Regions from separate parts of the Mus musculus genome. Here all the other regions are linked to region 4. A link is a loop called in an ENCODE intact Hi-C map of the cell type or tissue named here. Cell type or tissue: left cerebral cortex. All regions are shown on one strand. Each heading gives the region's core, and the rest is flanking DNA. Links, peaks and the distances in the headings are about the cores only.

The links. A loop is a pair of places that touch in the nucleus more often than their neighbours do. Peaks named below come from ENCODE experiments on the same cell type or tissue, not always from the same donor. Only the 100,000 strongest peaks of a DNase experiment are listed, where the experiment ranks them.
Region 1: a loop joins it to region 4, with 16 times the contacts of the local background. A loop is called at or near these places in 2 of 42 quality-filtered maps.
Region 2: it touches region 4 in a loop (4-fold over the local background); 8 of 42 quality-filtered maps call a loop at or near these places.
Region 3: a loop joins it to region 4, with 13 times the contacts of the local background. A loop is called at or near these places in 17 of 42 quality-filtered maps.
Region 5: a loop joins it to region 4, with 14 times the contacts of the local background. A loop is called at or near these places in 12 of 42 quality-filtered maps.

What each region holds. Positions count from the first base shown.
Region 1 is chrX:94,210,010-94,216,076 of GRCm38, reverse strand. Eif2s3x (eukaryotic translation initiation factor 2, subunit 3, structural gene X-linked) reads left to right here and starts at 3,426. Exons shown (of 12, transcript NM_012010.3): 1 at 3,426-3,512; 2 at 4,295-4,358. The coding sequence starts at 3,444. In left cerebral cortex, for the core only: a CTCF peak has its summit at 2,842; DNase peaks (open chromatin) are centred at 2,547, 2,871, 3,165 and 3,362; H3K4me3 peaks cover 1,986 bases; H3K27ac peaks cover 1,555 bases.
Region 2 is chrX:94,541,506-94,547,572 of GRCm38, reverse strand. It overlaps Maged1 (melanoma antigen, family D, 1), which reads left to right and starts at 5,548. Exons shown (of 13, transcript NM_019791.3): 1 at 5,548-5,681. It also overlaps the pseudogene Gm9005. In left cerebral cortex, for the core only: a CTCF peak has its summit at 2,432 (motif pointing right); DNase peaks (open chromatin) are centred at 3,741, 4,375, 4,705, 5,422 and 3 more places; H3K4me3 peaks cover 774 bases; H3K27ac peaks cover 905 bases.
Region 3 is chrX:94,286,599-94,292,665 of GRCm38, reverse strand. No RefSeq gene overlaps it. Among named protein-coding and RNA genes, the nearest start is that of Mir7673, 15 kb to the right of the region's middle. In left cerebral cortex, for the core only: a CTCF peak has its summit at 3,561 (motif pointing left); a DNase peak (open chromatin) is centred at 3,554.
Region 4 is chrX:94,363,913-94,369,979 of GRCm38, reverse strand. It overlaps Fam90a1b (family with sequence similarity 90, member A1B), which reads left to right and starts at 3,203. Exons shown (of 10, transcript NM_001362881.1): 1 at 3,203-3,349; 2 at 4,237-4,321; 3 at 5,390-5,525. The coding sequence starts at 5,410. Apoo (apolipoprotein O) reads right to left here and starts at 2,870. Exons shown (of 9, transcript NM_026673.4): 1 at 2,818-2,870. The coding sequence starts at 2,826. In left cerebral cortex, for the core only: a CTCF peak has its summit at 3,006; DNase peaks (open chromatin) are centred at 3,065, 3,666, 4,008, 4,273 and 1 more place; H3K4me3 peaks cover 1,666 bases; H3K27ac peaks cover 452 bases.
Region 5 is chrX:94,231,608-94,237,674 of GRCm38, reverse strand. It overlaps Klhl15 (kelch-like 15), which reads right to left and starts at 2,745. Exons shown (of 3, transcript NM_001039061.1): 1 at 2,255-2,745. In left cerebral cortex, for the core only: CTCF peaks have their summits at 2,742 and 2,954; DNase peaks (open chromatin) are centred at 1,850, 2,235, 2,771 and 3,029; H3K4me3 peaks cover 3,016 bases; H3K27ac peaks cover 1,340 bases.

The sequences.
Region 1 (6,067 bases), core at 321-5,320, 150 kb after region 4:
CTATTTATACTCCTTCCAAACATCACGTGCCTTACATGGGTCTTGCCTTACCACGTGTTTTGTCTCAGCACGTGAGTCTGTTCTAGCAAAACTCCATAAGAGTCTGTATCAGCTGACACCCCTCTGCCAATCAGCCTGAGTCTTCAGAAGAGACAAGAAGCAACCAGAACACCACCAGAAGTTTCTTGGTGTTTCTCTCTATGGAGTCATGACAAATGGAGCTCAGCTAGGCAATGTAAGGCAGACCAATACATGTGTGTAGTTATTGAAGAATCCTTCATCATGTGTCCTTTCATGTGTTTGCAAAACATCCTTTCACCTGTGTCTGCTTCAGCAAAACATTCTTTGACATGACTGACTTTCCAAAGAAACCAGAAGTTTCCACTTCAATTACCCACACATGGTTCACTGACAGACATGCAAGCAACACATTCATACACATAAAATCATAATTCTTTTAAAATTCTTTTTTAAAAAAGAATTATGAGCTGGGTGATAGAATTATGAGCTGGGTGATAGTAACAATTGCCTTTAATCCTGACACTCTGGAGGCAGAGGCAGGAGGATCTCTGTGAGTTTTAGGTCAGCCTGATCTACAAAGTGAGTTCCAAGACAGTGCTATACAGAGAAACCCTATTTTGAAAAACTTAAAAAAAAAGAATTATGAGTATAATTCCGGTACTTGGAAGGTGAAATCAGGAGAATCAGTTCAAGGCCAGCCTTATCTACACAGAAGGTTTGAGACCAGCCTCTCTCAGCCCTTACCCTACTCAAACTCAAATAAAAATGGCTAATGCATCCATGTAAAGATACTCAGGCTGGGCATGTATATAGCTTAGTGGGACAGTGTTTGCTTAATATGCATGAGGGCCTGATATGGCTCAGATCACCAGTACCATCACACCACACTACTACCACAGTACCACCCCAGCATAAGCACACACAGACACACCAGTCATTAGAGGATGTAAATTAAAACTGCGCTCATTGGGCTGGAGTGATACTTCCATGGTTAAGACACTTACTGCTAGGTTTAGAGAACCCGTGTGATGCCTCACACAATTGTAACTCTAATTCCAGGGGATGTGAATGTATGTGTAGCTGCATACATTTGGAGATCAGAAGACAACTTGTGGTACCTGGCCTTGCTTGGTGGCACGCACTTTTACCCACTCAGCCATCTTTCCAGCCTCACTGCGATATTTCTACTACCAAAGAGTCTACGATGATAAAACACCTCATGTTCCATTTGGTATAAATGAATTTAAAAGTTTATTGTCCTATGAATCACATATCTAGAGATTCAGTCTGTTAAAATTCCTAATTACCTAGGTTTTAGTATATTCACAAAGGAAGAATAACCATCACTGCACAAAACTCCATTATCATTTTCTTCATCAAGATTTTTTGGGACTTCATTTTTTTTCTATGCAATTTTCTCTATGCATAGCCCTGGCTGGCTATTATGCCTGACTTGCCACTTTCTTTTTCTTCTTTCTTTCTTTGGTATTAAGGATTGACTCTAGGGCCTCACAAATGCTCTATTGACTGAAGTGTATCCCAGTCTTTCTGAGTTCCTGCCTGGGCCTCCTGAGTGCTTTTAGTGCTGAGATTACGAGGACCCCAGCACACACAGCAAAAGACTTTTTTATTTTTTTTGGTTTTGAAGACAGGGTTTCTGTGTGTAGTCCTGGTTATCCCAATGTAGACCAGGCTGGCCTCGAACTCAGATATCTGCCTGCCTCCTCCTCCCTAGTGCTGGGATTAAAGGTATATGCCACCACTACCTGGCCAAACATTACATATTTTTATGAAAAAATACCTTAATTGACTGCTATAGCTATTTAGAATGTAAAATGAAAAAAACTGAATATAAGATAAAATCAAAAGGTAAAGGTATAAGGTTAAAGAGGGAAGCTATGGTGGCTCACACCTTTAACCCCAGCACTTGAGAGACAAGTCCTGTATAGTGAGACCCTGTCTCAAACAACAAAAGGTAAAGTTAAAGCCAGGCGTGGTGGCGCACGCCTTTAGTCCCAGCACTTGGGAGGCAGAGGCAGGTGGATTTCTGAGTTCGAGGCCAGCCTGGTCTACAGAGTGAGTTCCAGGACAGCCAGGGCTATACAGAGAAACCCTGTCTCGAAAAACCAAAAAAAAAAAAAAAAAAAAAAAAAAAGGTAAAGTCAAATAAAATACCTTTACTAGATTAGAATACACTACATTTTAGCATTTTGGTTTCTACCATTATTTTTTTTAAGATTATTTATCATATGTATGTGAATATGCTGTCACCGTCTTCAGACACACCAGAAGAGGGCACTCTATCTCATTACAGATGGTTGTGAGTCACCATGTGGTTGCTGGGAATTGAACTCAGGACCTCTGGAAAGGCAGTCAGTCAGTGCTCTTAGCCTCTGAGCCATCTCTCCAGCACCCTGCCACTACTTAAGAACTATGTCCTTAGCCTTAATTTTAAGACAGCGTCCTTATACACAGCCCAGGTTAGCCAGTTCGTGTTTCTGCCTCTTGAGTGCGGAGATTACGTAGGAGCCAGCACTCACATTAAACATCACTTATTTTTAACACAAGAGGAAAAATAAGATGTCTAATGGAGGGTTTCCAAGATTCAGCTTCAGAAAAAAAAAAGTCTGTGGACACCCGGCTTCCAGGCTACATTCACGCGGATACAGACTAATGTCACCATACACCATCTCACTGGCCTTAGAAATTTCTCTAGCGATCAAGGGGTAGGGGAGGTGAGGGGCGGGGGCGAGGTCGGAGAGGACTGGACTCTTCCTCCATCATCTCATCCTCGAACCCTTCCCCAGATCTCCGCGCGAGGGCGCTCTGTGCGAGCTCGCTGGGGACCGCTCCGGTCGAGCGTGGCCAGCCTAGCACGCGGTGCGGTCCAGAGCTCCGGCAAGGCGGAAGAGAACGCCGAGCTGATATAGCTCTATCGCTTTAGTAGATTATAGAAATGGGGAAAACAAATAAATCAATGGAATCAAACAAAAGAGACATTTCTGATTTACACCCAAATGTAAAGACGCCGGCAAGTCTTTTCGGCCAGCTCCCAGCCCCCGCCTCCAAAAGGAAACGGAAATGATTTCTCCGTTCTGAGCTGCGCAGTGTCACATCGATAACCTTCCCCTCGAGGGGCCTTTCCTGGGGCTGCCCTGAGTCTTGCCTGCACAGAAATCCAACAGGACCGAGACGGATACGTTCTGAAACTTTGTATCCTGTTTTCGAGTCAGGTCGCCCGGCGTTCCTGCGCAAATTCAAACAGAGAGAAGTCCGAGCAGTCAGGTCAGTGCTGCATTCGCCATCATTTTCATCAGGTCTATGCCGCAGTCCGCCTTCCCGCCGCTTCCCCTTCGCTCCGCCCAAGGGGCCTACGGTATGTCAGGCGGCTGCCGAGCATTTTCCTTTTCTCTCCGAGCAAGATGGCTGGGGGTGAGGGTGGAGTGACTCTCGGTCAGCCCCATCTTTCCCGACAGGATCTCGCCACATTGGTAGGCCCTGGCTTTGCGGCGGGAGCAGCCCAGTGATCTTGGGGGGTGGGAATGGAGCATCGGAGGGCCTGGAGATGAGGTGGTTCCTGGGTGGCTGGAGCGTGGGCTGAAGGAGCCATCCTAGAGCTGGGCCAGCTAAAGCCTTAGCGTCCAAGGCGTGCGTGCCAGCTCTACCGCCAGTACCTTGTCTAGTCCCCAAACTGGGGAACGATTGTGAGACTTGGAATTCCTGGAGTTAAGCTTTGTTAATAAACAGAATGGAGATGATTAATATAGCGTAGAGTGTATGCTTAGCATCCACGCAGCCCTGAGTTCCATCCGGAGAGGCGCACGCCTGTAATCCTAGCACTTAGGAGATGAAAATAGGAAGATTAGAAGATAAAGGACATTTTTGGCTCTATATCTGGTTGGAGGCCAGTATGAGACTAACGAGACTGTTAAAAAGTTGTTAAGGTTTAAGTCTGTAAAGGATTGGAAATTGGACTATACTGTTCACTGTGTTAGACATTTGAGGACTTGTTATGACTCCAGTATTTGGTGGCCTTTCATCGCCAGACCTCTCTTAGTGAGTGGACTTGTCTTAGTGTGACAATGACACTATAGTCATTATAGTCTTCCCAGTCTTAACAGCATGTTGCCGGCGGGGGGGGGGGGGGGGGGGGGGGCTTTAGCAGGAGAAGAGAGCTGTTCATACGGAGCATACAGTTGTACCCGAGGAATATAAAGTCAAGGGAAAACTTGTGGTTTGTATTGATTATATTTTACAATATATTTCTTTTCAGGATGTTACCAAGTTGACACCACTTTCACATGAAGTTATCAGCAGACAAGCTACAATTAATATTGGTAAGATAGCTTGAAGACTTACTTGACTTACAAGTAATTTTAACCCTTTCTTTTATGTAATTCATTGAGTAATGTGGACATTTATTTGGAAATTGTCCTGAGTAGGTCAGTGTGTCAAAAGAATGCTGTGGTACCCTTACTAACAAAATATTGCTACTTTTTTTTTTTTGAGATATGTATGAAAGAAAAGTTTCATAGTCCAAGGTAGTATGTAATCATAGAGTAGTGAATTATGAGGTACAAATGCACTTTGCTGCCATACGGGATAGTTTATGGCAGTTTTATTTGATATATAAGCTATAATTAAGTCCACTTCTTTCCTCCCCCTTAATTGGCGCCTAGAACTGTTGAGGTATGAATTGGTATTGCTTGAGTATGAATAGGGTATGGTTGGGTTTTTGATGTTGGATTTGGGGAGGAAGTGAGACAGGCTTGCTATGTGTTCCGGCTAGCTATTCTAGGGAGACTGCCTAGCTTGGCATTCACTATGAAGTCTGGGCTGACTTTTAAGTCAAGGCAATCCTTCTCCTCAGACTTCTGAATACAAGGGTTATGAGTGTGTTGTATCAGAGTTTGTCTAATATGACAGTATGATGGCTGTGTGCTTGACATCTTTGGTGTTTTTGTTTTGTTTCGGGGGTGATTTTAGGGGTTTTGTTGTTGTTTTGAACTAGTAGAAGAGTATGTAAATGAATAATTTTTCAGTCAGGATAACAACATTTCAAGTGAACATTTAAACATATTTAATTTTTGTTTGAGATAAGGTCTGTCTACATAGCCCTGGCTGTCCAGGAACTCACTTTGTAGACCAAGCTAAGCTTAAACTCAGAGTTGAAGTGAGTTCTTAGACTGCCTCTGCTCCCCAGGAGCTGGGACTACTCTTTTAAATTTTATTGCATCTCTCCGCATTGTCCAGGCTGGCCTCAAATCCTGCTTCTTACTCCCAAGTATATACTCTACTAAAACTGGTCTGAGAAGCTTGGTTTTTTTCGAGACAGGGTTTCTCTGGCTGTCCTGGACCTCACTCTGTAGACCAGGCTGGCCTTGAACTCAGAAATCCGCCTGCCTCTGCCTCCCAAGTGCTGAGATTGAAGGCGTGCACCACCACCGCCGGGCCTGAGAAGATTTATAATGTGTGGAAAGCAGGACAACTTTTAGGAATTGGTTCTCTCCCTTTCCTATAGGTTCTAGGTATTGGAATCTGGTCCTAAGGCACTTGTGACAAGTGCTTTTACCTGTTGAGTCATTGTCATGATGACAGTTTAGGAATTTATTTTCTTTTTTTTAAAAAAATCACAGAAAATTTTTTTTTGTTTTTGGAGACAGGGTTTCTCTGTATAGCCCTGGCCATCCTGGAACTTTGTAGACCAGGCTGGCCTTGAACTCAGAAATCCGCCTGCCTCTGCCTCCTGAGTGCTGGAATTAAAGGCGTGCCCCGCCTCGCCCAGCTACAGAAATATTTTAAAGACTTATGCTTTTCATTTAATGCCAGGTGTGGGATATGACGCTGCTTCAGTTTATCCACAGAAGTGGACTCTGCTGTAGCAGAGGTGGGATTTTGCTAGCAGCAGATAGTTTCTGCAATTGTGTCCCATTTGGAATTCTGGGGACTTTTCCTTCTGAGGGTAGATAAATGCTAGGACCCCGAGAGACTGGGTTAGTCGTTGGTTGGTCATGCTTTGTTAAGTAGTTGTTAGAAACGAAGAAAT
Region 2 (6,067 bases), core at 508-5,507, 180 kb before region 4:
TCTAATGCGCCTCGTCAATTGGCCCGGCTACATCAGGCTGCAGCGGCAAGGAGCCATCCTCTATAAGCGGCTCAAAGTACTTCCTGCCATTAACCAGTTCACCATGACCCTGGACAGGCAAACAGCTATTCAGCTGCATAAGCTTGCTCACAAGTACAGATCGGAGAAAAAGCAAGAGAAGAAGCAAGGGCTACTGGCCTGTGCTGAGAAGAAAGCTGCTGGCAAAGGCAACAGCCCAACAAAGAGACCACCTGACCTCCGAGCAGGGGTCAATACAGTCACCACTTGGTGGAGAACAAGAAGGCTCAGTTGGTGGTGACTGCCCATGACATAGACCCCATTGAGCTGGTGGTTTTCCTACCTGCAGTGTGCCGAAAGATGGGGGTGCCCTACTGCATCTTTAAGGGAAAGGCCAGGCTGGGGCACCCCGTCTACAGGAAGACATGCACCACTGTTGCCTTCACACAGGTTAACTCGGAAGACAAGGGTGCTCTGGCTAAGCTGGTGGAAACTATTAGGACCAATTATAATGACCAGATCTGCTGCCACTGGGGAGGCAACATCCTGGGTCCTAAGTCTGTGGCTTGCATTGCTGAGCTGGAAAAGAAAAGGCTAAAGAACTTGCCACTACATTGGGTTAAATGTACACTAAGTTTTCTGTACATAGATATAATTTAAATAATAAAAAGAAAAAGGGAAAAGGAAATAAAAAGGAGATGCACCTAACCCTCAAGAGACTGGAGGCCCCAGAGAGTGGAGAGCTCTGGTAAGGTGGGGGCTGGGGTGGGGACATCTTCATAGAGGGGGTGGGGAGGTATGAGATGTGGAATAGTCAGAGGGTGGACCGGGAGGGGGATAAAAATCTGGAGTGTGAAAAAAAAAGAGTAAATTAAAATTTAAAAAAGAGAAGAGAAGAGAAGAGAAGAGAAGAGAAGAGAAGAGAAGAGAAGAGAAGAGAAGAGAAGAGAAAGAGCCAGGCATAGTGGCACATGAATTTATAATCCCAGCACTTGGGAGACAGAGGTAGGAGAATCTCTGGAGGTTCAAGGCCAGCCTGATCTACAAAGAGAGTCCAGGACAACCAGAGTTCTGTTACACAAAAAAAGCCATGTATCAAACAACAAGAGAGAGAGGGAAGGAGAGGAGAGGAGGGGAGAATAAAGAGGGCCTGGAGAGGTGGTTCAGAGGATAAGAGCACTGGCTACTCTTCCAGATGACCTGGGTTCAACTCCCAGCCCCCACAGGGCAGCTCACAACTGTCTGTAACTCCAGTTCCAGGGGATTCGACACCCTCACACAGACATACATGTAGGCAAAACAGCAAATGCACATAACATAAATAAACTTTTAAAAGGCTACTGAAAAAGAAAAAGAGGAAACATAGAAAGAGGGGGTGGGAGAGATGACTCAACAGTTACGAGTGCTTGCTGCTCTTCCAGAGCAATCGGGGTTAGTGTGCAGCACCCATGTGAACCATCTGTGACTACAGCTTCAAGGGAGCCAACATCCTCTTCCAACATCCATGGGCACCTTCATGCATACATACATACATACATATAAAAATAAATGTTTTAAGTAAGAGTAAGATAAGCCATAAACTGGGAAAACTTGCAAACCACATATCTGACAACAGACTCATGAATAAACTAGAAAAAGTCAATATTCAAGGTTTAAACTAATTGACTTATTCTCTTTGTTAATCTGTATACATCCATGTGTGTGTGAGTGTAAGTATGGCAAATGTATGTGGTACATACATGCATGGGTGTGTGGAGGTACACACCCATGCACTCACAGAAGCCAAAGGAGGATGGCAAGTGCTTCTGTTTTATTCTCAGGCAGTCTTTCACTACCAGACAGAAAAATCCGGCAATCCTCCTGTCTCCACCCCCACAGTGGGTGTGCAAAGCTCTAATGAGCTTCTTCCATGTGTGTTAGGAATTTGAACTCAGATCCTCCTGCTTGTGCGGCAGTGATCTTACCAAGGTCCAACATCGCTAGCAAAAGCAGTAAGACAACCCAAATAGAAGATGGATCAAACGTATACAGAGACATTTTACTAAAAAGGAGATACGGGTGTGAAATTATCATACATAAATATATTCAGTTAACCACCAAGTAAATGCACATTAAAAGCACGGTGAGCTATTCCTACACACTATTGCTAAAAATTCTGACTACAAATGTCACCCAAGATTTGTAGAAATTGAACCACTTATATGTGGTTAATGGGATGTAAAATGGTTGAGCCACTCTAGAAAAGATCTGTAACTTCTTGTAAAGCTAACACACACTTACTATAAGCCCAGAAATTGCACTGTTGTACATTTAACTCAAAGAAATGGATATCTGTTTACACACAAAAAAATGTAAAAATAAAAATTAGGGGCTAGAGATGGCCAAACCGTTTTAGTCAGTTCAGTTCCCAGCACCCACACCAGGTGGCACACAACCACCTCTGTAACTCCAGTTCCAGGGACTACAACTCTCTTCTGGCATCCAAAAGCCAGCACATATGTAGCATACACACAGAGAAACAAACCCACATACACTTTGAGGGGAAGTTAGAAAGACAGGCCTGCTCAGGGACAAACATCTGGATAAGAACTAAGAAAAATAGAAGGACTCAGGGGTTTTAATTTAAAACAACAACAAAGCAGCCTATCTAGACTCATGTCCCACCCCATCTAGACTCATGTCCCACCCCTCAGACTCTCACCTCCCAGTGTCCCCTCCCAGCTCCAAGGAAAGAGCCTGAGAGCCTTTTAGCTTCTGGAAAGCTTCCCACCCCCACCCCCACCCCCCCCCCCCGCATTCCAGTCCTTTTGTCTTTTCTGCTCACTCAGTCCTTTGCCTTTTCCCCCAAAATGAACTCAGCTAACACCAGGATCCCTGTTACAACATGAACAGACACAAAAAAGAACGTTAAACATTTAAAAGAATGACGCAGAGAAAGATTTTTCTGATAAGATAAAAACATGCAAAAATGCGTATGCTCCTGGTTCTTGTCCAATGATAAAAACACGACTCTTTGATCAAGCAGGGATTTAAACATCATGCTAACAATGCACATCTGAGAGACCTGAAAGAAGAATGTGGAGTATTAGGCAAAAGAGTGCCATTTAAAATATTTCCACGTGCATTATTATCTTATTGACGTAAGAAGCTCTGTGCCTGAGCTTAAAAATGCTATATGAAAGGTAGCAGAAAAGCCTTAGCCACTGGCTCAGGGTGGTGAGGATTCAAAACTGATTACTTAACTTTGATAGCATTTAGATATTTCAATCCCCAATGATGAATATAAACTGTTGCCATAATGAATTATGTCTCTGTATATGACAAAAAAATAATACGTGAATTTATCGGGCAAAAAAAAAAATTTCCTCTCAGGCTTCTAGCTTTAGCAATGGGGTAGATTGTGTGATTCATTCATTTATCAAACAATCTTTATTGAGAATATAAAACGTATTAGGTAGGCATTGTTCTTCGTGCTGAAGGTACAACAACGAGTAAATTGGGCAAACTTCCATATCCATATCCCTAAAGAAACTCCCAATCTCATGTGACAAAAAGAACAAAACTAAAGGAAACAGTGGTGAGGATATACATACATATATATTCATATATATATGAATATATACATACATATATATTCATATATATATGAATAAATTTTGAAATAATAATTTTGAGAATATCAAGAGATATCCACCTGGAGAAGGGAGGGGACAGCAGGGTGCAAGTCCATAAGGTACAGGCTGGATCATGACTGAAGATACAGACGTGGAAGCAGAGAAAATATAAAATGGCACCTCAGACCTCCTTTCCTGAGTCTGATCACGTCCCACTGCAGACACTTTACAGAGGAAGTGCTGAGGAAAAACAGGCAGCTGACAGGGGAGGTTGCTATGCAACAGATGAGGGAAGTCATCCAGCCTGGCAGAATTGATGTTGGCCCTTGGGGACAAAATGCTGCAGTCCTTCCTAGCATTAGCCTTCTTTCCTATGCAGGCTCCTCACAGGAGCTGACGCCACAATAAATGGGAAACGCGCTAAGGTCTGCCCGGGACTTGGGAAACGGATGGGTTTGGATTGAGTCATTTCGCATCTGTATGCCATCTTTCTGCGTTTGTTTCCCCAGCTGTCCTGGAAGCACAGCTGGCTGTGTGTCCTTGGGCACGACCCTCTTTGCGGGATTCCTGTTTTGGATAGTAGTGAGTAAACCAGGCTCAGAGAAGTCCACTAAAGTGTAGTGACTATATCTCAGGGGACTCACACAGCGAGGGACAGATAGGGCAGACACTCCTCCCGGAATTCTAAAGCCAAGGCCAGCTTCATTCTGCAAGAACAAGGCAGACACACCTGAATGCTCTGGCCGCTCCAGCAGTCACCAAGAAAGCCTGCGGTCTCGCTCCTGGAGACTGCCTACTAAGAGGAGCACAGAACGAACCTAAAGGGTCCCCACACATGCCAGGCCTCCTAGAACACAAGCCTTATTCCCATGGAACAAATATTGGGGAGAGGACAGCTTGTTATTCCAATAGAGGTTGAAGGAGTGCCCCTGTTCTCAGACTAGATTTTACACTCAGGAAAATCCAGGCCCCTCATGGATGGTTTTGTTTGTCTTTTAGATCAAGTCTCAGAGTTGCACAGCTGGCCTGGAACTCAGGGCTTTCCCTGAGTCCCCAGAGTGCTGGGATTACCAGCCTGCGCAGCGGTGCTGGGGCAGGTTCTGGCCTTTCTGTGTGGTACCAGCTCAATGCCCCGGGCTTCTGCATTAGCTACCTGGTGTGTTAAATGAGAATGTTGCACTCCATCCATCTCCCTAAAACAGCCTGCAAGAAAAACAAGCCCCAGGGCAGACCCCACAGCCCAACGCCTTTCCCTCACCTCTCTAACCCAGCCCTCAAAAAGGGTTTCGATGGGCAAAAACTGCCAAAAGGGCGAGAGAAAAAGCTCATTTTCTGAGTCCAGTGAGAGGAAACCTATAGATCCCCCCCCCCCCCGGGCGACCCTTGCTCCGGTATCTCTGCAATGGTTTTTTTTTTTTTTCTGGCCTTTAAGGTTTCTGCGTCGTAGAGTGGGTGAACTCAGCAGAGGCCTAGCATGTTTCGAAATAAGAGACCCCCGCGGGGGGCCTACCTACGGGGCTCTGCACACGGGGGTGGGCGGGAGCTGCGGACCTGGCTAGAGAGAGTTCGGGAAAAAGGGCGGGACTGAGCATAGACGCATTGCGGAGAAAGGTAGGGGGCTGGTGTGTCGGGCCAGGGGGTGGGACCGAAAGGCGCTGCGCATCTGTTGAAGGAGTGGATGCGTAAGGAGAAGGGGAGGAGGAACCTTTGTCCACTGTCAACCTGGTTGGCGGTGGGATAGTGTGCTGGCAAGGAGGCGGGCTCTCCTCCAAGTGCACATGCGCAACAATGGCTCTGGGATGAAGCTTTTGTTGGGAAAGCAAGCGGGACTCTTATTTGGACAGTGATCTGCTGCGCATGCGCGGCGCGTCCAGAGGCGGTGGGTGGTATATTAGGCGGAGAGGCGGGGTCGCCCGAGCTGCCGCGCTGGCATTTTCTCCTGGACGCGGAGAGAGTGCGGGTGCCGAGAGCCGGACAGAGCCATTCCCGATCCTCTTGAGTCGCGAAGAAGGAAACAGCGAAGGGATTGGGGTTCGGCCCTGAGGCAAGGTGAGGTTCGCCCCCAGACGGGGCATCTGCCCCCCTGGCGCGGCGTCCTTCCGCCATTCTTTTCTCCCAGTCCCTTCACCCTGGATTCGGAAGCCCCCTGCTCTGCCTGCTCCCGGATTCAGACCCTGCTCCCGACCCTTTTCTAATTTGAAACTCCGTCCGTCCCCCTGAATCTTTTCTCCAGTTCCCTCCCCGAATCCTATTTCCCGACCTTGATCCCGTTAGATGGTTCCTCTGAATTCAGAACCTTAATTCAACTTTTCGGACGCCCGTGTCTCCCCGCTCGCCGCCCTCCCTCCCCGCCCCCGTAAACTACCGCATCCACAGCTCCTCTCTGACTCCAAAACGGCAGCGCTGAAGCTTTTCCCTGGCCGCGTCTGAGATTG
Region 3 (6,067 bases), core at 620-5,619, 77 kb after region 4:
TATACGTATGATTTACATGGAGCTGGGGATCAAAGCCCGAGCTTCATGCATGTAAATACTCCACCAGTTGAGCTACATCCGTGGGCCTGGCAATCAGGATTTTATTCTGTAGCTCTGGTTGGCCTTGACTCACAGAAATCTGCCCTTTTCTCTCTAGTGCTAGGATTAAAAGCGTTCAGCGCCAAGCCCATCCCCAGCAGTCTTTTAAAGCTATGAAGTAGTTTTGGCTTTCTCTTCTGGCTCTAAAAGGAAATACTTTGCAGAAATAGTTTCCGAGTCTTCCAGGTTGTTTCTAGTTCCATGCTGACAGACACTGCTTCCAGCCCCCATTTTCACTGCTAATGCACTTTTCCTTAATCGTGACTCTGTCGTCTGGTGGTAATTCCTACTTCTCAACTGCTGTAGCCCAGAAGCCAGTGGTAGTGTGAGGAACAGTCTCTGTACCTCTCAGTGAGTTGTGAAAGAAGCCACTACATGCTACAGTGTAGACCTCTCACTCTCTGTCTGGCTCATCATTGTGTTTAGTTCTAAAAGGTGGTAGGCAGGGCTGGAAAGTTGGCTCAGCAGATAAGAGCATTTGCGGCTCTTACAGTGAACCCTAGGTTCAAATCCCAGCATCCACATGGTGGCTCACAACCATCTGTAACTCCAGTTCCAGGGGATCTGTTGTTCCTGTCTGACCTGTGTGGGCACCAAGCACACATATATGCAAAGGAAACACTCACATATAAAATGAATAGGAAACACATATAAAATGAATAAACTCTAACTGCACCCCCACACACACAAAAAAAGAAACTAAGAAAGAGTGTGGCTCTCAGTGTGGCTCCTGGAACCACACTCAAAATGTTAGGCCTCTGCCCAGGGAAGACCCAAGTCTGAACAGAACGAAGTTGTTGGAGTCAGAATGACGAAGCTTACAAAACATTCCCTCCACTCTTCTCTTGCATAAAGCACTCGAGAACGTGAAGTGTGGGTCTCTGTTTCTGTCTAACTCCACTGGCCATCAGATTCATTTCAAGGCTGCTCGTGGTTTCACATGGTTTTCTGTCAATCTCACTATTTTCATGGGTTTTGCATCTTTTCCTCTAAGCTCATAGAATACTTTAGTTAAAATTATGAAGTGTTTTACTGGGGGTTGAAAAGTCCAATTTTCCTTGTATTTTTTTTTTAACAAAGTCATCTGTAGCTTCAGGATACTCATAAATACATACCGCTTTGTTGTTGTTGACACCTGCTCCCGTAGTCCTTTTAGTGAGGAATTCATCATTCCCAAAGCAATCCATACGCTTCTCCACTCACATCTACCCGTGCAGTTTCCTCTGGCACAAACCCTCTTCATTTTTGGCCATTAGCAATTCAAGAACGGGATATGTTCAACCCGCTACCTTGTTTTGAGCTTGGGGGACACTGACTCCATTCTTTTTATTAGTTGTTTTATTGATTTACATGTGGAATGTTGTCCCCCTTCCTGGTTTTCCTTCCACAAACCTCCCCCCATCCCATCCCCCATCCCCCTGCTTCTATGAGGGTGCTCCTCCACCTACCTACCCATTCCCACCTCACCGCTCGTGCCTCCTCCTATGCTGGGGCATCGAGCCTCCACAGGACCAAGGGCCTCCCCTCCCATTGATGGCCGACTAGGCCATTCTCTGCTACATATGCAGCTGGAGCCATGGGTCCCTTCATGTGTACTCTTTAGTTGTTGGTTTAGTCCCTGGGAGCTCTGGGGGTACTGGTTGGTTGATATTGTTGTTCCTCCTATGGGGCTGCAAACCCCTTCAGCTCCTCCAGTCCTTGCCCTAGCTCTTCCATTGGGGTCCTCAGGCCCAGTCTAATGACTGGCTGTGAGCATCTCCATCTGTATTTGTCAGACACTGGCAGAGCCTCTCAGGAGACAGCCATACCAGGCTCCTGTCAGCAAGCACTTCTTGGCATCAGCAATAGTGTCTGGGTTTGATGTCTGTGGACAGAATGGATCCCCAGGTGAGGGCAGTCCCCAGATGGCCCTTCCTTCAGTCTCCGCTCCATATTTTGTCCCTGTCTTTCCTTCTGACAGGAACATTTCTGGGTTAAGAATTTTGAGATGGGTGGGTGGCCCCATCCCTCAAATGGGGGCAATGTCTATCTACTGGAGGTGGTCTCTACAGGTTCTATCTCTCCTTTGTTGGTTATTTCAGCTAAAGTCATCCCTGTTGGGTCCTGGTAATGTCTCGCTTCTGGGACTTTATAGTGGCTACCCCCAGTTCCCCATCTCCCACTGCTACACACCTCTGTTCAATTTCCTGACCCTCTGTACTTCTCTCCTGTCTCTTCCCAAACCTGATCTTGCCCCCCTTATTCCCTCCCCCGCCTCTCTCCCTCCCAGGTCCCTCCCTCCCTCTGCCTTCTGTGATTATTTTGTTCCCACTTTTACATAGGATTGGAGCATCCAACTTTGGTCTTCCTTCTTCTTAAGCTTCATATGGTCTGTGAGTTGTACTGTACATTTTTGTTGCCCTGGCTAGCCTAAAACTCTCTATGTAGACTATGTTGATCCCTGAACTCAGAGATCTGACTGCCTCTTCTGTCAGGGTGCTGGAATTAAAGGGCATATGCCACCACACCCAGCCTGACTACATTTTTATGAGTACAACCAGTTTAACTTCAATTTTAACAATACGATGAATTTATTTTTGGCATAGGATCTTGCAGTGTAGGCCAGGCTAGCCTCAAAGTAGTAATCCTCCTGCCTCAGATCTTAAGTGCTGGGATTACAGGATGTGTACCACCATACTAAGCTTCAGTCTGGATAAATTTTATAAAGAATATATTTCTTTTGAAAGAAATGGGGGCACACACCTTTAATCACAGCCCTTGGAAGGCAGGGACAGGCAGATCTCTGTGAGTGAAGGTTAGTCTGATCTACATAGCAAGTTCCCAGTCCAGCTAGAGCTACCTAGTGAGACCCTGTCTCAAAAAAAAAAAAAAAAAAAAAAAAAAAAAAAAAAAAAACCAAAAACAAAAGAATGTATTTCTCAGGCCGGAGTGGATGGGTGGGTGGGGGAGCACCCTCATAGAAGCAGTGGGGATAGGATGGGGGTTTGCAGAGGGGAAACCAGGAAGGGGAATAACATTTGAAATGCAAATAAATAAAATAACCAGTAATAAAAAGAATATATTTCTCTGTACAAATTCAAATCCACTTAATTGGTTTAATATCAGTTTCCTTCTAATATAGTGCAAGTAAACTATTTCTAGTATTTTTGTATCTTTTAAACTTTTACTGACATTATTTTAATCTGTAAAATTCCTGTTCCTATAAATGTTACCAAATTGAACCTGGCATGCTGGTTTACACACTGACTATCCACAGAGCCAAGAAGAGTTCCAGGATAGTCAGAGCCACACAGAGGAACCTTGTCTCCAAAACAAAACAAAAACAAAAACAAACAAACAAACAAAACGAAACAAAAAACGACTGGCTGGGGAGATGGCTCATTGACTGCTCTTTCAGAGGTCCTGAGTTTAATTCCCAGCAACCTCACAACCATCTAAAGGGATCTGGTGCCCTCTTCTGGTTTGTCTGAGTATAGCTACAGTGTACTCATACCCATACAATAAATAAGAAAAAAATCTTTTTTAAAAAAACAAAACAAAACAGAAGCAAAACAAAACAAAACAAAACAAAACCTGCCCACATAATTTATTTTTACAATTTTTAAATTTAGAACAGGGTTTCTCTCCATGTAGCACTGACTTTCCTCAACTTGCTGTTTAAGTGAGGTTGTTGAACAACAGTGGTCAACCTGCCTCTGCTTCCCAGATGCTGGGAGTAAAAGCATATGTCACCACACTTGGCTATTTTTTTTAACCATTTGTTAAACGTATTATGAGTGAGCTAGTTTACTGTCTCTATTATAATTTTCTGTATTTGAAAAATCTCATCAGCCTAAATTTTGTCAGAACGTGAGTGATTTTTGACAAAATGCAACAGAAAGCAACAGTGCTCTCATACCTCTGTACATCTAGCCTTACCTGCAACTTTCCACTTACGGCTGTCCCAGCCCACAGCGCAGACCTCAAGTTCTGGGTAGCTATAGTCCCTGGGAACCACCACTCATGGAAATTGGAGGAAAAACCCCTCCGGCTTCCTAGTCTCAGATGGGACGACGCTGAGATGCATTCTATACCTGACTTCTTGTTCCCAAGGAGAGAGGACTGATTTCAGTTGTCCCAAACAGATAATGGTTTTTGATTGATTGATTGATTGATTGATTGATTTGGGGATTTTTGAGCCAGGGTTTCTCTGTATATCCCTAGCTGTCCTGGGATCTGTTCTCAGGCTGGCCTCAAACTCACAGAGTTCACACTATGGGAAACATACCCCTGTACTGAGATGAATACATAACATTTTAAATGTTATTTGTATGTGTGTACATGTACATGCTGGTGTATGCAGTTGTGAGCATTCATGCAGAGATCACAAGAGGATGTCAGGTGGCCTCCCAGATTACCTTCTGCCTATTCCTTTGAAATGGTGTTTCTCCCTAAGTGTAGGGCTTGCATTTCTTGGCTAGGCCCCCAGAGAGCCTGCTGTCTCTGGCTCTGTCACAGATGACATTACAGGGATGCACAGAACGCTTGGGTTATAATGTGGGTTCTCAGATCCAAATTCCAGTCCTCAGGATTGTGAAACACACTCTCTTGAGGACTCATCTCTCCAACACCTCTGATTCCATCTTCTGACCCACCCTCCAACCTTTCCTTCCTAGAATGGTCCCTCAAACTAATCATACTTAAATTCTCTTTTCAGGGGAATTCCAAACTAAGATTACAAATGCAGTTCTATAGTTTTTGCCACTGTCAGTTTAACTTTTATTATTTGAAAATGGTATACATGCTTACAATGTATTTTGGCTGTATCTTACAATGTCACTTTTATTGTTTTTACCAACTCTGCAATATTTTCCATTGTCAACTGCTTTTTTTTCTTTTTTAATTCATGAGTCCAGGCATTGTTTTCATTCAGAACCAATTTTGCCAGGCACTATCTCATGTTATTTCTGCTGGCTGTAGAATACAACAGAGTCAAAGATGGAAATGTTCAGTAAGCAGGTTAAAGTCATAGGCTGGGTCGGGGTGAAGGCCTTGGTCAGAGCATCCTGCCTCGTGTGGCCTCCCCATGCATTTTTGTCTTTCCTCCCTCGGCACCTTCCCCCCTCCTGTATCCTTCCTATTTAATCTACATGACCTAGTAAAAAGTCAGTCTTGCCTGACAAGTGCAAAGTCAGCTCTTCCATCAAATTGGTCCTTGTCTTCCTCGACGGTGAACACAACTCCTGAACTCCCATCACAGGCTACTTTTCCCTCTGGCATTTTTTATTTTCAGCGATTTTTTTTAGCTGTTTACATTCCCTCATTAGCAAAGTGGATCTTACTTGGTTTGTGGTGGCATGTGTTTTACTGGGACCTGCTCCTGCTGGACAAGTGCTTTACCACTGAACCATGTCTCCAGTTCTTTTTGATTTTTGAGGCAGAATCTCACTAGGTTGCCCAAACAAGGCTTTGAACATACAGTTCTTCTGTCTCCGCTAGTAACTGAGCTCACAGACCTGCACCATCACAGTTGCCCTCTCCCCCAAGCTGACTTTGCTCCTGCTGACATCCACACAGCAGCTATTCAGTGAGGGTTTAAAAGGTAAGCTGATGGATGGGTCACACGGTCCCTAATGGAGGAGCTAGAGAAATTACCCAAGGAGCTAAAGGGATCTGCAACCCTATAGGTGGAACAACAATATGAACTAACCAGTACCCGGGAGCTCTTGTCTTTAGCTGCATATGTATCAAAAGATGGCCTAGTCGGCCATCACTGCAAAGAGAGGCCCATTGGACTTGCAAACTTTATATGCCCCAGTACAGGGGAACGCCAGGGCCAAAAAGGGGGAGTGGGTGGGTAGGGGATTGGGGGTGGGTGGGTATGGGGGACCTTTGGGATAGCATTGAAAATGTAAACGAGGAAAATACCTAATAAAAAAATTTTTTTAAAAGAAAAGAAAAGAAAATTAGAGAAATATCAAGGGCTATA
Region 4 (6,067 bases), core at 541-5,540:
GAGTCATATGCACATTCAAGTTTAATGGGCTGTGGCTCTCAACTGCTAATACCTGGTATCATTCTTCCTATTCTCAAATAAAATTTGTCATTCACTGACACATTATTTGAGTTATATATAATATATATCTATTTTTATATATAATAGTGGAAGGCACTGTGTACACTACCAGAGGAGAAAGATAAATACCACTACCAGAGGAGAAAGATAAATACCAACCTGGCTACAAACCCTGTGATCTATAATGGTGACATGCCTGCAAGACAAGCTGGTGCAATAGCAGCACAAAAGTTGTGGGAGTCACCAACCAATATTTAATTAGAACTAAGGCCCATACCGTGAGGTGGAACCCATACCTGACACTGCCCAGCTGCCCAAAAACCTGAGACTTGATAGCCCCATGGATCTAGCAGAAATCCAAATACTACTGTTCTGCTAAAGAATGTAGCAATAAAATGACTCCCAATGACATTCTGCTATACTCATAGATCAGTGTCTTGCTCAACCATCATCAAAGAAGCTTCGCCCTACAGCAGATGGATGGGAACACATATAGACACCCACAACTGGACAATATGCAGAAAGTGACAGATCTTGGACCAGTCAGTCCTAAATGGGATGTCTCCATGAAAACCCTCCCCTCAGGGCTCGGAGAACCCTGTAGAAGAGGAGGAGGAAAGTCTGTAAGGACCAACAGGAATGGGGACCTCAGGGAAACAGGGCCTTCTAAGCAAAGCATGATAGACACACATGTGAACTCACAGAGACTATGGCATCATGCATAGGCCTGCAAGGGTCTGCACCAGATAGGGGCCCGGTGTTGGCAGAAGTGGACCCAAGTTCCATTCCCAGCACCCACATGGTATCTAACAAACATTTGTAACTCTAGGTCCAGGGGATCATATTCCATCTTCTGGCCTCTGTAGGTACCAGGCAAGTATGTAGTACACAGACATATATGCAGGCAAAACACTAATACACATAAAAAATAAAACAGATGTTCAACACAACTAAAGACACAAAGAACCCCTGGAATTTCCAAAACATCCTCAAAGTGGGTAGTACCAGTCAGTGAGAACCATTGTTTTACAATCGCATTTTTTATCTGAGTCATAAAGCTATGCTAATCTTTCATGTCCATCAATAAATTAAATGTATCAGGATCATGAAAGATTTTCAAAGAGCCAAAGTCAGTGCACACTTGCACAAACTTATCTGAACATACCCGACATGGGCATTGTTGGCTGCAGATCCAGTTTCCATTACACCTTTTCATGAAGCCATTCCTTTTCCCTGTGCTTACGCAGTGGTCCTGTTAGCCTAAGCTAACCAGAGACTAGCATTCCCTGGCAACTGCAATGAGGCTAGTGACAGACACCTGACCCATACTGGTCCAATCAGACCTGAAGAAAAAACATACTCCAAGCTTGGGAGTTTTATCCTCTCCTCTTCCCCTAGTGAATAAGAAAGTACTGTTATGTCAGTCATCTTGAAACCATAAGGAAGACCAACAATGCCATAGTAAATGCCATAGTAAACCCTGATGGCATTGCTGAGCCAACAAATCTATGAGTTCAGTGTCCATCCTTCCTCTGCATTTAGTGACATAATTCCCCTCAGTATTTAACAGTTAGACTTTATTACCCTAATTTCACAATGGGGGGGGGGGGGAACAGGCAGTTAAGTGGAGTTAAGTGACATGTCCATTATCATATAGCTAGTAACTGACAATACCACAGCACTGGAAGGCAGAAGCCATGGTCTCATTTTGCAGCCCTTACTATTGTGCCTCAAACACCCACCGCAGCTGCAAGAAACTTTGAAATGAGGAGCACAAGTCTGAAATTTCATTAGCACCATTCTGTAAATATTGTGTTTCTTGAGACTTGATTTTGTAGATTTCTGGCTGCCTGTGGCTATTTTTTAAGACAGAAACTTTATGTAACACTGGTTGTCCTGGAAATCGCTACGTAAACCAGGCTATCCTCGAACTCATCTTCATGAATTTATCCACTGCCTCTGCCTCCTGAGTGCTGGGATTAAAGGTGTGCACAGCCTGTGGGGTTTTTTTAATGACAAAATATATTTGCCGTTTAAGAAAGAATAATTTATGCTAAAATACAGGTTTTTGAAAGTCTTCACTGTAAATGTCCATCTTATGGAGGACAGTTCGAAAAAACTGTAAGAGGGGAGAAGAGTCGACTTCATACTAATGCTCACTGGGCAGTAAAGCTCCAGCTACATACACACACACACACACACACACACACACACACACACAGAGAGAGAGAGGGGGGGAGGGGGAGGGAGGGGGAGGGAGGGGAAGGGAGGGAGAGAGGGGGGGATGAGGGGGAGAGAGAGAGAGACCCCCCCGCCCCGCCCCAAGCCAGCATCCCCGACATCCTCCGAAGCTGACCCTCCCCCACCCACGGGCCAGGTTCTGAAACTTGATCCTGCCAAGCAACCAAAGCCACAAACCCTGCAGCGCCCAGACCTGGCTTCATCCTCCCCACAACCCCAAAAGGGCATTAGCCGAGGAGGTGGGCACGATAGAGGCGTTTTAACTTTTCAAAGTGTTTCATTCGCGAGAGAGCTCAAAGGGCCGATCCCACCAATCTAGGGTTTCACTCCACAACCTCACAGGTGCTGGTACCGAGTGCTGAATGAACCGCCGCCAAGCCAGAATTTAGCCCGGAGGTGAAAAAGGCCTCAGGAGGAACCGAGTCTGGTCCCCAAAAAGACGCCCGGGAGCGTGGGGAGGGCTCCTGGAGGCTGAGAGGGGACAATGACAGCTGTGACCCGGCTCCACATTCTCACCTTGAACATGTCGCTGGCAGCCGCGGCTCCGGCAGGGTCACCCCTCCCTTGGCCCCTCCCACTATAAAAAAGGCAACTACGGTGGCCGGGTTAGATCCTGATTCCCTTGACCACGAGCGAGCACGAGATGATGCTGTGACGCCAGCTTAACCCGCCAAAAGCTCGGCCTGCGCCGCTAGGTGGCGTGTCGCGTTGCTTAGCAACCGAGAGGCGCGCGCGGGAACCTAACAAATTCAAACCCCGCCTCCTAGACAGTCCTGCCTCCTTGCAGGCTGTTGCTAGGCGGCAAAAGGCTGCAGGTCCGTGTGGGCGGCCGCACGCTGTGGTGAGAAGAAGGCGGTTCTCTGGCTCCCTGCCGCGCCGGGGACTGGCTTTCGCCTCCACTGCCAGGCTCCGGCTGCGAGGGTTGAGAATCCTGCACGCTGAGGCAGCCAGGCGGTGGCGCCCGACGGACGAGGGTAAACTGCACCAGTCTCTTAGGGAGAAGCAGCGGATCGACCCGACCTTGGGGCATCGATTTACCTCATAAAAGGTTTTTCCCTTAAAGAATTTACCTTGCGCTGAACGGTCCTTAAGTTTTACGTTTAAACTAAATGTAACATGTCGCTTACTTGTGAAAAAATGACCGGTACCGGTGTTTTTCTTTTTAAAGTACTAAAGTGTAAATCTGACAATCAAATATTGGTCCCATTTAATACTTGTAGACGTAAAATGGCAGTATTTGGCTATTTGCGAGAAAAACTGGCGTTGTCGCTGGTTTAATAATTTCATTTTTTCCACCCAAGTCTATGGGCACAATTGTCACGGCCGAGCGTCCAAGGCTGTGAAAAATCTAAGGCTAGGATTCAACTCCAGGTAGGCTGCCTCTTGAAATCTCAGCGCTAGCCTCAGGGAACACTAGCGGGTCCGATAAAGACGGCGTATTTCATATTTCGTTTCTGTCCTAATTCGACAGAAAATGGAAGAAGCCCTGTGGGCGGGCGTCCTGGAGATGCGGAGATTTTTTCAGTGTAAGGTCACTTGTCCTTTTACCCAGAGACTGATTGGGACACACCTGTCCTTAAGGAAATTAGGGGGGTTTTTATTCGCTGAGGGAGAGAGAGAGAGAGAGAGAGAGAGAGAGAGAGAGAGAGAGAGAGAGAGAGAGAGAGAGAGAGAGAGAGAGAGAAGGAAAAGGCGCGCCGCGCGTCTGGGACAAGCTGGAGCGCTTCGGTAAGAAGTTAGGTTTGTCGTAGTATGTAGTATCGGAGCTTTAGTTCAGTGATTTGTGGTCAAAGTTTTTTGGTTTTTTTTTTTTTTTTTAAAGCGGGACTTTGCGGTGTTCGAAAGTTTCAGGGAGGAGAAAGCCCTAGAGCTCAGCCTACTGCCGGACCAACTTCCAAATGTTACGAGCGGCTTTTTTTTCCCCCTTCTCAACAGAATTGTGTGTTCCGAGCCATCTCCATCTCCAGACCCTGAGGAGAAATACTGAATAGACTCGGAAGGCTCTGTCTGCATCAGTAAGGTAACATCTTAGAAGTGGGAAGCATGGTGATGATAAGTTACAGCCAAAGCGCTTGCTTAATGCCAGGAGTTGCGGGGGTATGTGAACTAGGAAAAGAAGGAAATGACAATTTCACCTTCACTAAACTCTAACTGAACTTTAGCATTTAAGTACGGTGTAGGCAACAAACCTTAGTATTAGCAGTACTTGCGAGTGTCGCCAATAGAAAGCAGGTATTTTCAAACCATTTACAGTCACAGCAGCTAACTAAAAATATCACTTATGCTCATTACTACAAAAGTACAATCGTTATTAAATTTTTATTTTATGCATAAAGAAGACACGTGTTACTGAAATTTCCTTTTAAAAGGTATTTTGAAGATATGAGTAAGAATTTGGGGAGCTTCATCCAGACGGGAATGTAATACTTAAAAGAGTAAAAACTTTTTGGTAGAATCAGTAATCTCTTACGTACTGATCAAAACACCAAAGGGGGACGGAACCACGGAGAGGTTAAGCAATTTGATTAGTCTCACAAGTGTTCAGTAAAAAATGGACCAAAAAAAAATCTTTAGAAAATGTGTAAAATTCTCCACTCAGAAAAATATCCCCTGCCAGTAAGGAGTTTGTGAGGAAAATGACCAATCCTGAATTATTGCTCCAAAAAGCTAACTTCAAGAGCCAGGTGTGGTGGTGATCATCTGTAATCCCAGTGTACATGGGGTGTTGGGGCAGGAGGTTTAGCTTCAAGCTACTGTCTGCTACAGATTGAATTTGAGACCAGCCTAAGCTACGTGGGACCCTGTGTCCCAAAAAGACAAGTTAACTTCAGTGCTACAGTGACTAGAAGGAGAAAGATGGGCAAAAGGGAGACGGATTAGGAGGTTATGGAGAGGTCCAGTCTTTCTGACATAGCATGTGGTATTTCAGTATGGAAAGGGTACAAACTGGACACAACACTAAAAGCACACTGCTTTCTTCTTAAAGGGATTCAAAACTTTACACAACAATCATAGGACATTTGAGTCTAGTCCAAATATAAGAACGTGAGGATTATAACCTTAAAAGCTTAATGTTATGTGTGTTCAGATTATTTCTTTGTAGGGAAAATGGAAAAGTCCTCAAATACAACAGGTTCTGGTGGTCCAAAATCAGATAGTCAGCTCCCAGAAAAGCTCCGCAGGACATTCTCTGCTCGTGCTGCAAAGATAAAGGCAAGAAAAGCGTAAGAAGCCATCCTTTTGCCTTCTGTTGTAATTCCACAACTAGACAAATAACGAACTTACCCACCTTCTTTGTTTATTTGTTTGTTTTGGTTTTTTTGTGTTGTTTGTGTGTTTGTTTTCTTAATGTGTAAATTAAAATTGAGGGGTTTTTTCTTTTTTTCTTATTTATTTACTTCCCAAACGCTACCTCCCCCTCCTGGTCCCCCCATCCCAGAGCCCCTTCTCCCATTCCCCCTCCCCTTCTCCTCTGAGAGGGTGGGCCCCACCCAGGGTTTCTCTCCACCCTGGAGCATCAAGTCTCTGCAGGGTTAGGCTCACTCTCTCCCACTGAGGCTGGATCAAGGCAGCCCTCAGTCTCTGAGAGGCCTGAGGGTACAGGCATCTTAACTCTGTTGGTCTTCCTGTGGAATTCCTATCCCCCTTCAGGGCCTTTAAACCTTCACCCAACTCACCCACAAGAATCCCTGACCTCTGTCTGTTTCGGTCAGCTGCTCTCAGAAGACAGTTATGCTAAGTTCCTGTCGATCCATAAGCATGCTTT
Region 5 (6,067 bases), core at 716-5,715, 130 kb after region 4:
CTCCAGCACCTAGAACAGTATGTGGCACATAGGAAATGCTTAGTAAATGCCTCATGTACAGACAAATTTACTTCACAAACTTCCATGTTCTATAACCACTTCAATTTAAAGATGAAAAAATCCAAACTATGAGATTAAGTTACTGGCCTAAGGTTATGATATCAAATTATGGAGCTAGGGTCTTCTGAGATCTACCCCTTCCTAATAAACCACTATTTCAACAAGCCCTCACTAATGGCCAGCTTTTGTTCTTTAATTTTAAAAAAGCCCAAATGGCCTATAGCACTCTACTTCTGAGGAAATGTCTGACAGCGAATTAATCTACAGCACATCCCCCACCCAGGTCAAGAGTCATTGTCCTCATGTAACATTCAGTCCCCAAACCTGACCATAGGCCACCAACATCACAGGGACAGAGCTAAAATCAGGGGGAAACTGTTAAAGGAACTAAAATATAACATCTTTTCCTTTCTCCCATCTCTCTTGACTTGTCATGATATGTTTCTACTTGTTGGTATATGTTGTCCTAAATAAAGAAAAATAAAAATTTTCAATTCTTAGCACAAATTCTACCATTATTTATATTGTGCGATGCTGGTTTACACACATCATTAAACCAAGTCTAAAGCCTGGCTTCTGAACATCCATGAAGCCAGTCAAGTCAGCCTTGGCTCCATGATAACCCACAGCAAGGCAGAGAGGTCAAACTCAGAAATGCTCAGTAAAGTAGTGATCTGTGAAAATTATCTTCAGAACAAGGGATAAAGCCAAAATATAAAAGCAGTCACTTTAAAGCTGGCTGTTCCTTTTCCAACCTAATCTGTCTTTTTAAAAAATACACAAGCATACTGTGAAAGACCACTGGCATCAGACCAGGGAATTAAAATTTTAACATCTACTCAGAAAAAAAAAGAAGACTAAAAATAATATACTCCAAAATGCTCCTTTCGCTTTTAATTGACTATTATAAGCCAAAACATTCTACAGTTTTGAAACTCTAGAAAGTAAATTCTATTTTCGAGCCACAAATATTTACTATCTTATTTCTTGCCAATTAACAGGTAGTAAAGAGTATTAACATCCTTTACCACTGATGAAATGGGACTCAAAGCACCTACTAAGTGCTGTGATTAAAAACAAGAACTGAATTCCTCAAATATTGCATGAAGTGCTAACAAGTTGAAATTCCCTGTACATTGCTGGATCTACTGAGCATTAGAGAAACATGGATGCATGTGTAAGCTCTTGAAAAACCATTTTCAAATGATTAGAAGTATTCAGTCATCCTGTTCTGTAGATACGAAAAGCAAACACTGAAATTAAAAAACACACACGCTTTTAAAATGACAACAGTAAATCAGATTGACAAAGGAAGTGAACCTCTTAAAAATAAAAAAGACTAAATAAATATAAGGTGTTAAATATTCTGAATAAGAAAGGGGGCTGAGAGGCCTAGAAAGATGAAAAGCCCTACAGTAACATTAAATTTGAATTAAAGGATACCGTTATTTAAATAAGCAGTTGGCATTTTGTAGAGGGAAGGCCAACGAACACTGACTATTAAACAGCTATCCATCACTGCGCTGTTCTGCTAGTCCTTATTTACTTATAATATAGAAATGAAGAGGCAGCAACAGTTAGCCACATTAACCACTCAAGCAAAGGTTACCTAAAGAAAATGACCTTACATTTTCCTACACCACTATACAGCTATAGATTATTTTCACATATATGACCTCATATAGTCCTCACTACCTCTCTGATGTGGCTATTATCGACTACACCGCATAGATAAGAAACTGAGGCTCCGTCCGAGATCTCCTCAGTGCGAGATTTTCTCAGTCGCCCAGTCGGACCCAGACATTCTGATTATGCCGCACGCATTATGCCGCACATTTCGCATAGTTCTATTTAAGGCACAAACAGGATTTTTAAAGGGAAGGAACCGGTTAAGGGGGAAATAATCATGGTACCTGCAGCTCTATGCTGCAAAAAATGGCTGAATTATGCTTCTTCCTTTTTTTCTCCTCTCTCTCTCTCTCTCTCTCTCTCTCTCTCTCTCTCTCCCCCCTCCCACCAGAAAAAAATTTACATTTCAAACAATTTAAGTAAACTCAAAAGACAAATTAGCTCCCAGCATCTACAAAATGTTTGAGTGCGGCCAGTGCGGTGAGGGCCACGGAACCCGTGCCTTCCTCGGGGCCGCGAGCAAAGCCTGGGCTCCGCAGGCCGGCGGCCAGGGGCGGCTACGCACCTCGGGGGTCCTGTCCAGCCTCTAGTGGACGGCAGTCTGCATCAGGAAGAAGTGGGCCAGTGGCCGAACGGTGGGAGGGTCGGGCGCCGGGATGGACCGCGATAGCTCCTCGAACCTCTACAAGGGGCCGCTCCCTGGCCGGGCCGGAGCGCTCCGGCGCCGGGCGAGCTCGCAAGCCCGAGGCCCCCCGAGAAACAGTCCTGGGAAAGAAGACAGCGGTTGAGTGGCGAGTCCAAACAGTTGGGCTAGGCGTGACGCGCGCGGCGTCGGGGCCGGGGCCCAGCCTCGCCAATACCGGGGGATGTCGCGGCACTGCACGGGGCTCGGCTGGAGAGGCGACTCAGGACCACCAACTGGGGGACAGCTGAGGGGGCCGAGGGCAACAGAAACGCCAGCGGGAACCACATACACGACGGCGTCTCCGGGTTTCTGCCCCCAAAGCGCGCGGAGCCTCGGGATCACCCACGCCGGGGGTGGAGGAAAGCGGGAAAGGGGCGGGAAAGGGGCGGGGCGTGAGAGGGCCACGAGCCAGGGGCCGCTCCGGGCCTCGCGCCCCCTGCGGGCCGAGGGAGCCGCCCGGGGCCCGCCCAGGGGGGCGGGGCCCACGGGCTAGGGGCCCGGGCCAGGGTCTCGAGGACGCAGAGCCGAGCCTGTCCCCGAGAGAGGGCGGGGACTGGAAGCCGTGGGTTAGGGAGCAGGCCTGGGAGGCCCCCTTAGCCCCTGAAGGCGCCCCGTGGGGGCCGGCGCGCCGCCTGGCGGGTGTTTACCTTCCCCCTGGTTGAACGCCAATGCCGCCATCTTTCAGCCCAGGCGCGTCACTTCCGGCGCCACGGAACGGGAGCCGGTGTGGGAACCGGGTAGAGGGAGGGTTGTCCCACGCCAGCTGCGCGCCTTGCCCCAGAGGCGGGCCTGCTACTGTAGTGGGGTTGGGGGGTGACGCGGCGGGGCCGGGGCCAGAGAGAAAGGAGGTAGAGGGGCTCTGCAGGAGGGATCCGCTGAGGTTGACCCTCAGAGCCCTGCCGTCGAGGCTGGAGAGACTCGGCCGTGCACTTCCACCCCTGCAGCAGGGTCACTCCGCCTGGCCCGGAGGTGGGCCCCGTGGCGCTGCAGCGAACACACAGTGCGCAAGTTGAGGGCTAGGAAACCTGGAAAATTCCATTTTTGCATCTTGCACACCGTCGGATGAGGGGAGTTTTGCCAATGGTACCTGTTATAAAAGTGACTAGGTGGACGCCAAATGGCAATCATTTTTTATAAGGCAATTTGCAATGAATCATTGCGTCACGGTTCCACTTAGCTTATCGCATGCAAATTACATGTTTCACATGCAAATTTCCCAGAGATGGAAAGAGTCATCGAAAATGGCATTATCTTCACCAAAGGTAGAAAAGTACGAGCTAAAAAAGCGGGTTTGTTTTGCATCAAAATAGGCAAGAAGGAATATACAGAAGGCACCAATTTCAGTTGTTCCTTGAGGAGGGGTCTGTTTGTTTTACAAATCTGCTCTAGAATTCTAGGTCATGGCTTTTAAATACTACCCTTACTTGATTTAAGAAAATGGAAATACACTGTAAGACTTTTGTAAATTTATTATATATCTCTGTAAGAGAGCTGTAGATGACAAATACACAGTTGAAGCCACTGGTTCTACGACCAGTTAAAAATTAAGACAACCGTTAACCATTTCTGATCTTAACAGATCTCTTTGCTTCCCCTGTCTCTAGCTCCACCACCGAAGCCCATCCCCCACCCCCACATCGCCACTTCTCTCTAAATGAATATCCTGATGAACTTTTCAAGAGACTGTGACTAAAAGTGATCAGTATCTCTTTCTAACAAACTTGATTAACATGCCACATTTCCCAAGAGGCCAAAGTAGCACATCGTGTACTGTTTTGCTGAAGTACACTACTTCATTGTAAAAATAATTATTATTTTGAAAATAGGAAATAATCTCTTTTCTGACTTAAACACTGAAAGTTCAAAACTTGTCTCACCTATTCTGTTTTTTCCAGTAGCCCCTTTAATGCCTTTATTTGTGTTGGTTATTTTTAAATCCTAGCTGGTTGGGTGGGTGAGCTGGCTCAGCAGGTAAGGGTGCTTGCCACAAGAGTTCTAGCCTCAGGATCCACAGAGTGGAAGAGAGAACTCTCTTCACTCACAAGTTGTTCTCTGACCTTGACATGTGTCATGCCTGCACACATACACACTTAAACAAAAGATAGTAAACAAAAGATAGTAACAAGATCTTAAATTCTAGTTTGCTATCTTTGTATATTACTGCTTGATTACCCCAGAATGTATTACCTTAAAACAACACATTTAAAACTTAAACTATAAAATTAACTTTCAATTGCACACATTCAATGTCTGAATTTTATGTTTTATATGTCATAAATAGCTAAAAGAGTTGAATTTTTTTACATTAACTAACAGACATGCATTTTAAGCTATACATTACCATAAGTGAGTGATCTGTCTAGAGGTTTCTTTCTGTTTCTGACTTGGAAAACAGACGTGTTTGTCTGGTGTAATAGGTATGTATAACAGTGAGTGGTGTCACAACGTATTCTGATCAGTATACACATTCTCTGGCGTCATGTGATCTCATCTGGCATTTTCTTCTGTTGCTCTGCCCAAAATCTTTTCAAAACGACTTTCCTGTTTCTGAAAGTGAAGGGTTTGTTTGTTTGTTTGTTTGTTTGTGGGTTTTTTGGTTTGGTTTTTTGTTGTTGTTGTTTTTTGTTTTTTGGGGTTTTTTTTTTTTTGCCAATATGTATGAGTGTTTGGCTGCTTGTGTGTATGTGCACCTGCTGTGTGCCTGGTGTCCATCGAAGTTAGAAGGTATCATATCCCCTGGAACTGAAGTTACATGGAGCCACCATGTGGACACTAAGACTAAGCCTCTGCATGAACAGCATATACTCTTAACCACTGAGCATCGCTCCACCTTCCTATACTGTGTCTTTCCACCCATCTATATATGTTTACTATATAGAACCCCCCCAAAGCTATCCTTAACAAATGATGCTGAGCCAGGATAGGTGCTTGCCACACAATCCCCCAGAACCCACATAAAAGTGGAAGATGAGAATCGACTCTACAAGGTTGTCCTCCGACTTCTACGTGTATGCTGAGGCATACCCATCATATACATACACATCATATACATACACATCATATACATACACATCATATACATACACACTGATTTAATTCTAAAAATAAATGTAGATGATGCCACTTTCACTTCTCTCCCTAGGGATGAAAGCTAAGCCCTCGCTGTTTTTTCAAGTACTGTATTATATATAGGATGGTCTAACATTTTAATACCCAGGAAAATAAAACCCCTTTATCTAAATAAACTGACACCTGCTGCAGTAATTCCTGTTTTCACTTGCAGCAGGCATCGCTTAACAACAGTGATATATTCTGAGAAATGAATAAGCAAGTGATTTTACTGTTAGGCAAACCTAGACAGACACCTAATATGGCGCACATGTTTAATCCCAGTGAGGCAGAAGCAGAGACAGGTAGGTCTATATGAGTATAAGGACAGCTTCATCTACATAGTGAGTTCCAGGCCATTGAGGGGCTACCTAGTGAGACCTCATCTAAAGAGAAAAAAACTATATAGTTTTTCTCAGTACCATGGTTTGCTATGACTGGCAGTGCAGTAGGTTTCTTTATACCAGAATCAACCACAAAAGGTGTAATGTGTTGCACTCCAGTGTAAAGATAGCTGTAACATCAGTAGGTAGTGGGGATTTTTCAGCTCCATTATAATCTTTTGAGTACAGTCTGTAGTTGATT